2 separate regions of the Homo sapiens genome follow, and region 2 is linked to region 1. A link is an interaction called in ENCODE POLR2A ChIA-PET data of the cell type or tissue named here. Cell type or tissue: Panc1. All regions are shown on one strand.

Evidence for each region. Peaks named below come from ENCODE experiments on the same cell type or tissue, not always from the same donor. Only the 100,000 strongest peaks of a DNase experiment are listed, where the experiment ranks them.
Region 2: POLR2A ChIA-PET joins it to region 1 with 10 read pairs; 2 of 35 experiments call an interaction of 5 or more read pairs at or near these places.

The regions. Positions count from the first base shown.
Region 1 is chr3:11,387,188-11,395,187 of GRCh38, forward strand. The region is part of intron 19 of ATG7 (autophagy related 7); the gene reads left to right. Among named protein-coding and RNA genes, the nearest start is that of ATG7, 120 kb to the left of the region's middle. In Panc1, no CTCF peak of the experiment used is centred here; no DNase peak of the experiment used is centred here; H3K27ac peaks cover 5,925 bases.
Region 2 is chr3:11,674,228-11,682,227 of GRCh38, forward strand. It overlaps a transcript of VGLL4 not described here. Among named protein-coding and RNA genes, the nearest start is that of VGLL4, 34 kb to the left of the region's middle. In Panc1, no CTCF peak of the experiment used is centred here; no DNase peak of the experiment used is centred here.

The DNA of each region.
Region 1 (8,000 bases):
ATGGGAGGGATTGAATCAGGGATTTGAAGGCCAAGGCTGCCCTGGCTTTGAAAGGCTGCAGAAACCTTCCGTTCATGTCTCTTGACAATGACAGCCAAAACCTTTTCCATGATTCCAGAGAACACGGCCTTGCTTGTTACTTTTGACCTGTGGTTTTTAAGACTACCTAATTAGTAGTTAGAACTTGTGATGATTACTCCTTTCCCTGTCACCTGTGGTCACAAACACATCTAGTTTTCCCAGACAAATTTTTTCTTACAGGATCCCTTTTGCCACTCAGACCAGAAAGTTGAGGGCTGTGTTCTCCTTAGATGGTTCCATTGGCAGCCTGGCCCAAGCATAGTCTTCAGGGTATTGAAAAATTGGGTTCCTTTTAGTTTGGAATTAATCTCATTCACCTCTAGTCTTATCCCCAAGCCTATTCTTAAATTTTTTTGAGTCATGGATTGTGTTCAGACTGATGAAAGCAGTCACCACTGTTCCCCTTAAAAATGCAAAGCCAGCTGGGCGTGGTGGCGCACACCTGTAATCCCAGCACTTTGGGAGGCTGAGGCAGGCGGATCACGAGGTCAGGAGATTGAGACCATCCTGGCTAACACGGTGAAACACTGTCTCTACTAAAAAGGCAAAAAATTAGCCAGGCGTGGTGGCAGGTACCTGTAGTCCCAGCTACTCAGGAGGCTGAGGCAGGAGAATGGTGTGAACCTGGGAGGCAGAGTTTGCAGTGAACCAAGATCACGCCACTGCACTCCAGCCTGAGTGACAGAGCAAAAGAAAAAATGCAAAGCCACACAGTTTTACAGACAATTTCAGAGGCTTCATGAAGTCCCTGAAACATCTCTGTGGATCCTAGTAAAGCACCATTGCTCTATGAGTGTTTCTTTGGTACCATTCCCAAGCTCTCCTAGATGAGACACTAGGATATGAGAGTTGCAACCAGTCCCACCATGGCTGCCCCTATGGCTTTGGGAACTGACCATCTACCTCTGGGGACTCCTTTTCCTCAACTGTAGTAAAGGGAGATGCAGGGGCTGATTTACCACTAGTTTTTGTGTCTCTGAGATTGTGTAGTCTCTTGATCAACTATTTCATTTCTTTAGGCCCAGCTGTATCCAACTGGGTGATGGAGGACGGTACTAACTCTCCTCAGAGTTCAGACGGTTAGTTCTCCCTCTGCTAGCAGGGTGCATTGACTTGACTCCTGATGGGCAAAGGTCCCCAACTAGCCACTGCTCATGTTCCTTCTTTTTTTTTTTTTTTTTAAGGAGTCTTGCTCTGTTGCTCAGGCTGGAGTGCAGTGGCGCTATCTCAGCTCACTGCAAGCTCCGCCTCCCAGGTTCATGCCATTCTCCTGCCTCAGCGTCCCAAGTAGCTGGGACTACAGGTGCCTGCCACCACGCCTGGCTAATTCTTTGTACTTTTAGTAGAGACAGGGTTTCACCGTGTTAGCTAGGATGGTCTGGATCTCCTGACCTCATGATCCACCCACCTCGGCCTCCCAAAGTGCTGGGATTACAGGTGTGAGCCACTGCGCCAGGCCCCTTCTTTCTTTTTTTTATTCATATAGTACATTCATCTTCATCCTCTTGCCTATACCCTCAATAACTTTGTAAGATAGGGAGGGAGGAACATGGACTTGTAACTGCTACCCAGCTGCTGAAACAAGGGAGCCATCAGCTGGAACTGGGAAAGCTTTTATGGACATATATGGTCTTACACACACAGGCTTTATACAATGTATATATCACTACTTAGAGTATTTTAAGTACCTAAATATAGGCCTGGCATGGTGGTTCACACCTGTAATATCAGCACTGTGGGAGGCTGAGGGGGGCAGATCACCTGAGGTCAGGAGTTCAAGACCAGCCTGGCCAACATGGCGAAACCCTGTCTCTACTAAAAATACAAAAATTAGCCACACTTGTAATCCCAGCTACTTGGGAGGCTGAGGCAGAAGAATCTTTGAACCCAGGAGGTGGAGGTTGCAGTGAGTCGAGATGGTGCCACTGTGCTCCAGCCTGGGGAACAGAGAGAGACCCTGTCTCAAAAAAAAAAAAAAAAAAAAAAAAAGATGTGAAAGAACTGTTTGAGAATGTCTTATTCCTGAAGTTACCCTTATGACTTGTTCATATAACATGTTATACTGTATTTATGATAGTGATATGGATATGAACTTAATCATAGTTTTCTAGAGTGTCTGACCTTCTCTAGTTTTATATAATTCTTTCATTATGAAAGTTTTGTTAGTGCTTTTTTTTTTTTTTTTTTTAACACAGAATAAGCTACATGGTTCTCTTCTCTAGAATATCTAATGACTGGTTAAATCACATAGCAAAGTTAGACATCTTGAATTTACAGCCATCATACTAAAACGGGAAAATACCGCCTGTGTGGGCCTTAAGCTACTGCAAGTGTGCCAAATGTGAACAGTCAGTGGGAGAATACACATGAGCAAGTTTTGCAAATTAGAGGAGTCTTCTTGACAGTACACAAGGGTGTATTCAGCAGAGTCTTGAGTAAAGGCAGCATCATTGGAATATATGTGCAGCCTCCCACGAGGACTACTGTGGAGCATGTGTTGAATCGTAATCTGAACTCACCTGTCGTCATAAGTCTTGGCAGCTAAGGTGTCTTTGTAATTGACTCTGGATTCACTGAAGCATTTGGATATTTTAAAGAACTCTATTGACCTTCCAACTTGGGATAGAAATCCATGCAAAAGCATATTTTTGTGTTATGTGCGAAGGCCTGGGAAAAATTTGGATTTCTCTTAGTTCTCAGTTGTACTTTGCATTTTCCTTTCTTTATATGTCAGCTCTTCCACAAAGGACCTTGAAGGGAGAGGGTAACGAAAGTGGGGATTGAGGCAAGTGGTAATTACTCATTGTTGTGTTGAAACCTCCTACGTATCCCAAATGTGGAATGTGAGCTCAACATCGCTCTTTCTTAAAGAAGACTATTTATTTTGTTGCCTGAGTAAAACCTTCCATAAAATTGCTAATAGGCCTATGTACAATATTTTCGTTATTTCAGTTTGACTTGACTGATAAGGAAGATTGATTTTAATCATAAGGCACACAGATTTTTTAAAAAGTGAGTGCAAAATGACTTGCTAATAGACTAATGTCTGAGTAAGAAAACAAAAACATGTGTCTCCCAGCTCTATTGGAGGAGCAAGAGTTTCATTTAACAATATCTGCTGTCTTTGCCTAATCACTCACTAGTTGCTATTTTTGATAATATTCCAATAGGCGCTGAAAGTATACCTGGAAAATGAGACCTATGTCATCCTATCCCACTCAGCAGAAGGACTGCAGTCCCAACAAATGGACCCTTTCACAGTGCTCCCTGGAGGAGACTGTATGTTTCTGTTGGGCTGTGCTAGTTTGATCTGTTCTTCTTGGGAAATTGCTTTTACTCTCACAGTATTTTCCTCATAATAGCCTCAGCAGTGGTAACTTTTTGACCTTTGTGGGTGGGTTTGATTTTTTTTTTTTTCCAGAAAGTAATTTGAAGCTGTGTGTTGTGAATAAAGAGAATGAGCAATTTGCAGGAAATTTTTAAAAAACTGCAAGTTAAAGTACTGCAAGGCTTAAAATGGCACATGGGTGTGAACAAATGAGAACGTTAGAAGGGAATTCAAAAGTATCCTATCTTTTGAGCTAAGAGCTGGCAGGACATTTTGATATGACTAGTGCAGCAGCAGTGAGCACTGGCTTTATCTGCTACCCACTAACCATGTGACCTTGAGCAAGTATCTCAAACTTTGAGCTTCAGTTTCCTCAGGTATGATGTAGTTGCAGTACCATAGCCATGAAGTTGGAATAAGAGCTCGTGTGATGGGTGTCATGTAGTTGGCACTGTCAGTGTTTTCCGTTGATCTTTTGTCTGAACAGAGATCAGGTGCCGTTCCCATTTCCTTTCCTGAATATACTCATTTTTGTCATTTACAGCCATAAAAAACTTTCCATCTTTAGAAGTTGACAAAAAAGGAGGGGAACAAAAAAGGGCCTGGCCTCAAGATGTGAGCAAATACTAATGTGCAAGTTTTTAGATTCTTTTTCTTTTTCTTTCCTTTTCCCTTTTCTTTTCATGACAGCTGTAAATCTAGGAGCTTAATTATTAACCTAAATGAAGCTGAGGTTTAATGTTCCCCGGAGCATGCACTGATGGGGAAGGATGAATTCTCATTTCCTGGAGGCTGAAGATCTGTGCAGGTGTCTGTGGCCAATGTTAAGCCTACGACTTTAGATGAGCTGGCATAAATCTTGGGAGAGTTTTCTTGTCTGTGTTCCCTCTGAATTTCTCTGTGCTGTTAGAGGCAGGGACAGAAGAGAACCAGCATGGCAGTGCTGGGCTCAGGGTGATGCCTGCCTGCCAGCACAGCGGTTCTTGTCCCTGTCCCACATTGCTTCTTGGAAGCCTTTTTACAGCCTCAATCATCTTGCTTTTTCTACCGCAGCTATAAATGGGTTGGAAGCCAGTGCAACATGGGCAGGGAGGACTTGGTTTAATCTTTTCAAGTGCTACAGCATTTCTCTGTTCCTTTGGCATCGTTTTATGGATGTTTTCCCAGTATCCCTTTCCAGTGTCTTATGAATTGGCTAGCAAGAGCGCTTCCCAGTCTATCAGATGGAGAGAGCATTAGGCTCAGAGAAATTACATGAAAGTCCAGGATTTCCAACTTCTTGTTCACTTTTCTACCATATTAATCATCTCTCAGACAGTGATGTGGTAGGATTCATATGCATAGAATTCCATTGTACTTATTGGGGGGGGGGTAATTTCACTTTAAATTTTTAGCAGCTTCGAGGACTTAATTGGTTAGGCTCCTTCAGGCTGTCTTTGGAAATCTTGTCCTTTGAAAAGGGAATGCTGATACCCAGAGGAATGTATTTCTTATGGTCATGTTTCAGACTGTAGCATCTTGAAAGTCATGTGGGCTAGAGCAACTTCTAGGTGTCCTTTAGCACAGATGCAGGCTGGGGGTTGAGAGTTTAAAAGCTTTTTCTCAAACTGTTTATGACAAACATAGTTCATCTCCCATTTTGGTTAATTCTCAGCTTAAGTATTTTAAGAAACATTTGGAGGGCAGGGACATGCAGCTGCTAAGAATCCAAGACAGTGCTGTTTTGAAAATGCAAATATTTCTGGTTTGCATTTACTTGAAGTAGGGTAGCTTTCTCCCATATATTCCCTTGAATACAGATATTCTTTAAATGACATCATTTTGAGTAGAATACAGAGTCCAGGTGGTTTTGGGGAAATCATTAAAAAAACAAACAAAAAAAACAAAACAAAACAAAAAAACAAAAGCTTAGGTATCATTGCATTCTAGGGGCCAAGAAACAGAACGATGGTATTTTTGGCAGGCACCCAGGCCCAGCAAAACCCACACCCCAAGGCTGTCTCTGTAGCTTCCTGTGGTTTTCCCACTGAAGAGAAACAGCCTTTCTCTTGGAGGGCCTGGGATGGCAAATATGTATATCAGCTTGATCAGAATCATAATATTCCGGCTTTGAGGTTATGTCCCAACAGGCTTCATTTAGGAAATTTGATGCACCACAATTGTTGCAAACTGAGCTGAACTGATTTTGTGGCTCCTAATGGTGCAAGTTTTTTGTTTGTTTGGTAGAAACTGGTAACGTCCTATATTAGAAGTTATGCTACCAGGTGATCTGTAACAATAAAGTCAAGTCTCAGACTAAATTTTGCCACAGATAAGAACATTAGCAAGCAGGCACAAAAGTTAGTCATTCAGCATGTTCCTGTGGACTGGGAAAAGCCCCAACCTGTCCTTTGGGTATGTATCTCACGTCAAAGTTTAGGTAGAAACAGATGCAGAAAAATTCTCAATACAGGACACATCTAAACTTTTCATTGGCGCAGGTGATGGAATCCTCTGTTAAGTGTCCAGACCCAGGACCAGAGTGCCACTGCAGAAAGTGTTAGGCTGCCTGGTTTGCCAGATTCTTATAACCCACGTATATATGCAAGGTTAGAGATCCCTGTACAGTATTTCCAGCCAACACATATATATATTGAATTCTATTGTTTTCATCGGAAAAATTATTTCTACCATCCTTTATACTTGTGAGGAAATCCTCTAGTATAGATTTCAAAGCTGTAGCTGATGCTTTTGTAATAGCCACACCTGGGGTATGCACTCCTGATTAGGGTACCTCAGATACTAACTAGCTACCCATAAGAGGAAGGGAGGGAGGGAGGGAGAAAGGGTTTGTGTGTCTTCCCACATACTTGCATGCATTCATACTGTGTATTCAGAAATATTTAAAAATAAATTACAGATAATAGGTATCTCTTTATTTGACCCTGGAAATATTATGTCTTGTATAATGTTGCCAGCCATTCATGAGTGACTTGAAATGTCAACTGACCTTTGGCCTGCCATGGTGTTTTAGTCAGAGCCATTGATGAATGGCTCACCATGGGGCAGAGAAGAGAGAAGAGAATGATAATTTTTGATAGTTTTGTAGGTTTTTTTTTTCTTTTATCTCAGTCTCATTCGGTTGCCCAGGCTGGAGTGCAGAGGTGCGATCTTGGCTCACTGCAACCTCCACCTCCAAGGTTCAAGGGATTCTCGTGCCTCACCCTCGCAAGTAGCTGGGAATACTGGTGCATGCCACCACACCAGGCTAATTGTTGTATATTTTGTAGAGATAGGGATTCGCCATGTTGCCTAGGCTGGTCTCAGACTCCTGAGCTCAAGCAGTCCTCCTCCCTTGGCCTCCCAAAGTGCTGGGATTACAGGCATAAGCCACCATGCCCGGCCAGCTTTGTAGGCTTTTTCAAGCTTTTTTGCATTCTTTCATTTGATATTCTGGTATTGTGGAGATGTTGTATCCCCCACTCAATTTTATACACAAATCGTTGTCCAGGGTCATAGAATGAGTAAATTACAGGAACTATAACTTGAACGAACTCTCATCCTTTATAGTTCCTCTGTACTATAAGGGCAAGTTACTACCAAGAAGAGCTATTACTATTCTTCAAAGAATACCATAGAACTTTTTCACCTTGGGGCAGTTATTGCCAAGGTAAGACCATGTACTAAGGATATATTATATAACAGAATGCTGGGAGATTTCTGTCTTAACTAGTGATAGGACAGGTGATTTAAACCAGCTCTCTTACTGAAGTCACCTTAAGAAACTGGATCAGTTGCTTCTAAAAATCTTCTTAAACATCAAATCACTATTATAAGGAGATTCTGAGTTGAGCTTTGAGAGAGAATGTAAGCACAGAGGAGCAAAGCCGTAGTATTAGGGCAATTTTTTGTTTTATGGCCATTTGCTGATCAGGAAAAGGAAGTTGAGAGCGTGAGCCACACCTTTAGTGTCCTTTCAAGGTGAAGGAGATAAAACTTGTAGTCTGGGTGCTTTCAAGCCTGAGAACCCTTATAAATCATTCTTGACTTTGGGTTGGAACTCTATCAAGAGATACACCTAGGAGTAAGGGTGAAGTGGGTGTAAACCATCCCTCACATTGGCTGTAACAATTTCACATTATTTAAGTGGCCCGGAAACCGTAAGGCTTCCTTGCATTAAGATAATTCTATTTAGCTAATGCCCATAGTTGCCAGGTAAAAGCAATGAAATCTTAGAGGGAAATATGATCCTAGTCCTAAAATTATTTATATAGATAATTTTGCTGTTACAATATCCAGCCACAGAGGTAACCAGGCACACAAGAAGAGAAGGTACCATAAGTGAGAGTTGGCAGAAGCAAAGACAAAAGAAATACAGACATACAGAGATTCTAGATATTGTACTTATTAGACATACACTATGAAATACTATTCTTACAGCATTAAAGGAAGTAAAAGCCCAAATTTTAGTTGTATTGGGGACTGGAAACTCTAAAATACGGCTTTCCAGATTTAAAAAACTGAAATCTAGAACTGAAAATTCAAAAACAAAATGAATAGGTGTATAGGCAATTATATACATCTAAAGAGCAAATTAGTGAAATGGAAAATA
Region 2 (8,000 bases), 290 kb after region 1:
ATAAGCTCTTCCAGCATGGAAGAGTGACCCCGGAAAGAGGACCACATGAGACACAGCACATGGGAGAAAAGTGAAGGATTCCCCAGAACGAACGCGAAGAGGGATCCCAGCATGGCACTTGTGTGTCCCAGACACGGAACTGCGGCTAGAGAGCCAAGACACAATCCCCGAGAGTTACTCTGTGCAGTCACTGTGCTAAGCAGTGCACAGACAGCATCTCATTTAAATTCTACAATAAGCCTGGAGATCAGCAATTATTAGCTGCTATTATGGGAATTTTAAAGATGGGGAAAGAGTCAGCTAGGTTAATCTCCCCACTGTCACACAGCTTTACATGGCAGAGATGAAAATTCAAACCCAGGCCTGCCACCCTTTTACACCTACACACGTGTCCACTGCAGGATTCTGTGAGATAAAACAGAAACCTGGAAATGTGAAGGAAAGAAAGGAAACACGGATTAAAAAGGCAAAGAGGACAGACACAAGAAACGGGACACCCAGGAAGAGATGAGCGATGGGTGTTATGCTGTTCTGTATTTATTTCCTATTTTAATGATTTTTCCAAATTGAAAAAGGAAGGGGAGAAATATAAGTGAACAGGAGGAGAAGAAAGTAATAAGGGGGGGAAATGGAAAGACATAGGAAAAAGACATGAGACTAAGGAATACAACTGGAATGACACTCTTTGGCATTCAGAAAGTGTAGTCTTAAATAGCATATTCTCCCTCGATGATGTGAAGTGATACATCTCATTCATTACTAAATGTTCAAATCCAAGGGATTCCCAAATTCCTTCCAACCATCTTTTCGGTTTTAACCAAAATGCAACATAGGCTGGGCGCAGTGGCTCACGCCCGTAATCCCAACACTCTGGGAGGCCGAGGTGGGTGGATCACCTGAGGTCAGGAGTTCGAGACCAGCCTGGCCAACATGGCGAAAACCTGTCTCTACTAAAAATACAAAAATTAGCCAGTCGTAGTGGCAGGCGCCTGTAATCCCAGCTACTCAGGAGGCTGAGGCATGAGAATCACTTGAACCTGGGGAGCAGAGGGCGCAGTGAGCCGAGACTATGCCACTCACTGCACTCCAGCCTGGGGGACAGAGCAAGGCACTGTCTCAAAAAATAAAAAATAAAAAAATAAAAAAATGTAACATAGGCCAGAACAGGCATGAACTATGCGTGATGTGCTTACTACATTCAGGGGTTCTAGGGCAGTATGGGGCTTGTCTAACTCCATGGACTCCTCCACCCATAAACCAACTCAGATGTGTTTGTTCATATGCTTTTAAACAAATAAAATGTTTTACACAAATGTAAAACCCCACGGAGAAAGAAAAAATATAAAAGTGTAATATATAAGTTATCCATTCCATAGACCTTTACAGAAGCTCACCTTAACAATGCTGTTACTTAGATATGGAAAACTCATTTGCCTAACATCTGCAAAACTGCTCAGAGATAACAAACTTAATTCTTTTTAGATACCTTTCTTAAGAGATTAGGCAATAAACATCATTTAGTTAATAATTTTCAACTAAAGCAAATACATTATATAAGTTATACCCAATAGAGTTGAAATATCCAATTCAGTAAAACAAACTGTTCAGTTAACTAGATTAATGGTAGCCTCATTAACAGATGTTCTGACTTGATTTGCGTGTTTTTCTTACATTTTACTCTCATACAAAAATGTCTGCTTGCCTTACATAAAGATATACATTGCCTTCAACAGAACCTAATTTACTTTATCATGTTTTATTCTTTACTCTCACTTTATCTTAGTTACACACCATATGTGACCTTCAAAAACCACAGAGAGCCAAGGACTATGAGCAGTTCAGAAATCCCACGGATTTGTATAATTAAAAATAATTTTTGGCCGGGTGCAGTGGCTCACGCCTGTAATCCCAGCACTTTGGGAGGCTGAGGCGTGTGGATCACGAGGTCAGGATATCGAGACCATCCTGGCTAACACGGTGAAACCCCGTCTCTACTAAAAATACAAAAAATTAGCCGGGTGTGGTGGTGGGTGCCTGTAGTCCCAGCTACTCGGGAGGCTGAGGCAGAAGAATGGCGTGAACCCAGGAGGCGGAGCTTGCAGTGAGCCGAGATTGCACCACTGCATTCCAGCATTCCAGCCTGGGTGACAGAGCGAGACTCTGTCTCAAAAAAAAAAAAAAAATAAAATAATAATAATAATAATAATAATAATAATTTTACAACACCTATAGGCTATTGATCTGAGTTAATAATTAAAGAAATATAAAAGAACATGGTGCTGAAGTATAATATTTCATCTACTGAATCACAAATCTTGAAAAGAAAGGCCAATATCCAATACAGGTGAAATTAATACAACTGTAACTATTTTGTGGCATGATAAATTTATTACAAACCATTTAGAACAGTTTGAATATATTTGGATATAAATATAAAAGGTTTGCATATAAATATAAAAAACATCTAAGAAGTGTTGTTATTTTATTCAGCAATCTTCCTAGAATTAGGAAAAAACTGAAAAGAAAAAGAATATTAAAAAATAGTCCCTACAATAATTATTATAAGCAGCCTACTTAATAAAAAGGGTAACGGATTAATAAGTAAATTATATTACATCAACTCCACATATTATGCTGCCACAGTAGCACTGTAAAATGGTTTAAAGCATTTGATCACTTTGTATTTAATCTATTCATTAAATTTTTTTGATATAAAAAAATTTAAAAAATAAAAGTCATGCGTAATTCTACCATTAAGAGATAACTACAGCTAAAACTGTTACACTTTTTTTACTGTGCAACACATGCATTTATGGCAGAGTTACTATCATCCTATATATGTAGTTTTATTGTTAAATATTTTGGTTGTTTTCAGTATTTTACAACACTACAATAAATATCACTGTGCAAATCTCAGATGATTTTCTTAGCATACATTCCTAAAAGGAGAACTATTGAGTTAATGGTATGAGTAGTGTGCCAACTGGTACTCCCATAAGTGAGTGAGTGTGGGTATAATTTGTAATATTTTTTAAAAGAACAGACTGCAATTTTTTTTTTTTTTGACAGGGTCTCACGCTGTCGTCCAGGCTGGAGAGCAATGGTGTGATCATGGTTCACCATAGCCTCAACCTCCCAGACAAGTGATCCTCCCACTTCAGCCTCCTGAGTAGATGGAACTACAGGCAAGTGCCACCACACCCAGCTAATTTTTTTTGTATTTTTTGGGAAAACATGAGGTCTCGCTATGTTGCCCATGGTGGTCTCAAACTCCTGGGCCCAAGTGATCCACCCACCTTGGCCTCCCGAAGTCCTGAGACCACAGACATGAGCCACCGCACCCAGCCCAGATTGCAAATTTTTAGAAGTGCTATAGCGCGTATGAACAAAAACTAGAATATACAAGTAACCAAGTTTTAAAATTTCAGTTAGGCCAGGCACAGTGGCTCACACCTGTAATCCCAGCACTTTGGGAAGCTGAGGTGGGTGGATCATGGTAAAACCTAGTCTCTACTAAAAAACAAAAAATTAGCCAGGCGTGGTGGCATGCACCTGTAGTCCCAGCTACTTGAGAGGTTGAGGCAGGGGAATCGCTTGAACCCGGGAGGCGGAGGTTGCAGTGAGCTGAGATCGTGCCACTGTACTCCATCCAGCCTGGCGACAGAGCAAGACTTCGTCTTTCAAAAAAAAAAAAAAAAGGAAAAGAAAAAACATCAGTTAATGTGTAGCCATATTGCTTTACAGTCTAAATGAATAACTTCTGGGCTAGCTTCAACGGACGCCATCATTCTCAGATTTTAGCCCTCAAGAATAGAGGCTCCCTAGTTTGCTTTTTGTTTTTGAGGCAATAGAGTCTCACTCTGTCGCCCAGGCTAGAGTGCAGTAGCGCCATCTCAGCTCAATGCAACCTCCCACCTCCTGGGTTCAAGTGATTCTGGTGCCTCAGCCTCCCAAGTAGCTGGGACTACAGGCGTGCGCCACCACATCTGGCTAATTTTTTGTATTTTTAGTAGAGATGAGGTTTCACTATGTTGGCCAGGCTGGTCTCAAACTCCTGACCTAAAATGATGCATCCGCCTCAGCCTCCCAAAGTGCTGGGATTACAGGCGTGAGCCTCTGCACCCAGCCCAAGGCTCCCTAGTTTGATTCACACCACATAAAATGCCTCTCTGACCCACAGCTAAATTCTTAGTGTCATGGTATTTTCCCTCCAGAACACAGAGTAGTAATTCTGACTTAATGACCTTTCTGCAGGAACGCCACTCGTGGCAGCAACATTCCTTTCCTTTAAAGTGGCTTTTGCTTAGCTGTGACCTTAGCATTTCATCCTAACCCAGGTGAGGAATATAAAGTCATTCATTATAATATTCTCCCTCAATCACTTGAGTCCAGGAGGTCGAGGCTGCAGTGAGCCATGATCGCACCACGGCACTACAGCCTGGGCAACAGAGTGAGACCCTTAATATACATACATTCTCCCTCTTTGTTTATGTTGGAAATTTTTTATAATAAAAAAAATTTAAGTACATTAAGTTTTAAAACAACTCATAGCAAAGGAATGTTCCTAAGAAGTGCCATCTAATTTTGTAAGTACAGTCATGCCCTGCATAATGACGTTTCAGTCAATGACAGATGGCATATGCCACGGTGGTTCCATAAGGCTATAAAGAGCTAAAAAATTCCTACTGCCTACTGACATCATAGCCGTCATAATGTTGTGCAACGCCTTACGTGTTTGAGGTGATGCTGGTGTAAACACACCTGCGCTGCCAGTCATATAAAAGTTTGGCAGATACAATTACGTGCAGTATATAATAATAATGAGAATAAATGACCCTGTTATTGGTTTATGTATTTACTGTACTTTTTATCACTCCTTTAGGGTACACTCCTTCTACTTACATGTATTTTTTAAAGTTAACTGTAAAACAACCCCAGGCAGGTCCCTCAGGAGGTGTCCAGAAGAAGGCATTGTTATCACAGGAGGTAACAGCTTCATGCAGTTACTGCCCCTGAAGACCTTCCAGTGGGACAAAATGTGGAGGTGCAAGACAGTGATATTGAGAATCCTGACCCTTGTCTAGGATAATGCGTGTGTTTGTGCCTGAGTTTTTAACAAAAAAGTTTTAAAAGTAAAAATTGAAAAAAAAAAATTTAGTAGAAAAATGTTTACAGAGCTGGGCGCGGTAGCTCACGCCTGTAATTCCAGCACTTTGGGAGGCCGAGGCGGGCGGATCATGAGGTCAGGAGATCGAGACGAGCCTGGCCAGCATGGTGAAACCCCGTCTCTACTAAAAATACAAAACTTAGCCAGGCGTGGTAGCATGTGCCTGTAATCCCTGCTACTCGGGAGGCTGAGGCAGGAGAACTGCTTGAACCTGGGAGGCGGAGCTTGCAGTGAGCCGAGATTGCACCACTGTACTTCAGCCTGGGCGACAGAGCAACACTCTGGCTCAAAAAAAAGAAGAAACATGTTTATAGAATGAGAATATAAAGAAAGAAAGTATTTTTGTTCAGCTGTACAATGTGTTTGGTTTTAAGCTAAGTATTATTATGAGTCAAAAAGTTTTTTTAAAAAAAGTTTATCAAGTTAAAGGTACAGTAACCTAAGGTTAGTAATTTACTGAAGAGAGAAATATATTTTAAAAATAAAGTTAGTGTAGCCTTCATGTACAGTGTTTGCAGAGTCGTAGGACACACGACTGTCCTTGGCCCTCCCATTCACTCACCACTCACTACTCACCCAGTGCAACTTCCAGTCATGGTAAGTGCCCTATACAGGTATTTCAATGCTTATCTTTTATTCTGTATTTTTACTGTAACTTTTCTATGTTTAGATACACAAATACTCATCACTGTGTTCAAACTGCCCACAGTATCCTGTGCAGTTGCGTGCCACAGGGGTTTGTAGCCCAGATGCAACAGGTGATCCCACACAGCCTAGGTGTGCAGTGGGCTGAGTGCAGTGGGCTGTGAGCCTGGGTTCATCAAGCACGCTCTGCGATGTTCGCAGATGACACAATTGCCTAAGGACGCATTCTCAGGAGTATCCCTGCTATGCAAAGCCTGACTGTACTCCCTGTTATAACCATGAGCTGTTTTCCACAGCAGCATGGTCATCACTATCCCCAGACACCACCAAATTTACATCTACTCAGAGAAATAATTATATTCAATTTAAAATTTTAAATAAGTACTACACAAAGATACTCTGGAAGGTCAAAAGCCGCATCATCCTTGGCCTGAGGAAATCAAGATGATCACAGGGCTGTGCGGGAGACCAGTAGTGCCAAAACACAAGGTCCAGTAACACACTAAGACGAATCCCAGGAAGACAGCGGGAGGACATCGCACAACGTCTCAGTGCACACCATTCAGCCACTCTTTTCTCACCCACACACTGATGCCAACTTCCTGAGTAACATTCCGAGTAAAACGTGCACGACTCACTCCAGACAGTCCACTTAGTGTCCACCCACACTCACGTGGCATAATGGAAAGGACGCCTGCTAGGAAGTCAGCCAGGCCTGGTTTCCCATCCCATCTCTGCCACCGACTTGCTGTGAGACCACAGGCAAGCTGCGAGCCCTGCAAAGCAGAGATGACGCTTCTCACCTCAGCACTTAGTATGGCACCTGGTGTGGCACAGGCACGCGATGAGTATCTGTTGAGTGAATGGGAGGGTGGCGGAATCCCCGCCGTGAAGCTGCCTACACGATTTCAATGGGAGCCTCCCACTCCCCCGCCCCCACGCCTCCCTTCCCTTCTCTTTCTATGGGTCTCTGCCTTCCCTCCCTCAGAAACGTGCTAGTCCCATGGCGTTCATAATTGTTCTTTCTAAATACATTCCAAATCATATTTCTTTTTTTGTTTGTTTTGTTTTGTTTTGAGACGGAGTCTCGCTCTGCCGCCCAGGCTGGAGTGCAGTGGCGCGATCTCCGCTCACTGCAAGCTCCGCCTCCTGGGTTCACACCATTCTCCTGCCTCAGCCTCCCGAGTAGCTGGGACTACAGGTGCCCGCCACCACGCCCGGCTAATTTTTTGTATTTTTAGTAGAGACGGGGTTTCACCATGTTCGGCAAGATGGTCTCAAACTCCTGACCTTGTGATCCACCTGCCCCAGCCTCCCAAAGTGCTGGGATTACAATACCCAGTGTGCCTTTCTTCATTCATTCATTCAGGAGCCTGGCTGTGCTCTAGACACTGCGAACACAGCATTAAGTAGGCTCGGCGTTGGGAGCCCGCTGTGATACAGCCCGTCGGCTCATGGAGGAGCTGACCTTCCACCGGGCACCATGGGCACAGGGCCTTGGGCCCACAGCACTTTTGGGGCCCATGAAAATTGTTTGTTTCCACAATCTCAGAAGAAAAAACATGAACTATTAGGATGAAAAAAATGTTTTACTATATAGTATTAATATTTCATTTGCATACCAATGCAGTTGTAAAATATAATTTGTAATATCTTTTTAATGAAGGAAGGGGCCTACAGAGGCACAGATGCCTCAGGCTCATGAGTGTCAGATGCAGCCCAAGGAAACACATGCTAAGGATGGAATGCAAAGGAGCCAGCGAGTAAGATTCGAGAAGGGCGTTTCAGGCAGGGAGCATAGCTGCTGCACAGGTCCTGAAACAGGGCGACGGCCATAACAGTGCGAGGGAAACAGGTGACATGACAAAGGCCGGGTGTGGCCACATCTCCAAGGCATAAAGACAAAGTGGGACACAGTTAAAAATGATACGGGATTTAGGCCGGGCACAGTGGCTCACACCTGTAATCCCAGCACTTTGGGAGGCCAAGTGGGTGGATCACTTGAGGTCAGGAGTTCGAGACCAGTCTGGCCAACAAGGCGAAATGCTGTCTCTAATAAAATTACAAAAATTAGCCAGGTGTGGCCGGGTGCAGTGGCTCACGCCTGTAATCCTAGCACTTTGGGAGGCTGAGGCAGGTGGATCACTTGAGGTCAGGAGTTTGAGATCAGCCTGGCCAACATGGTGAA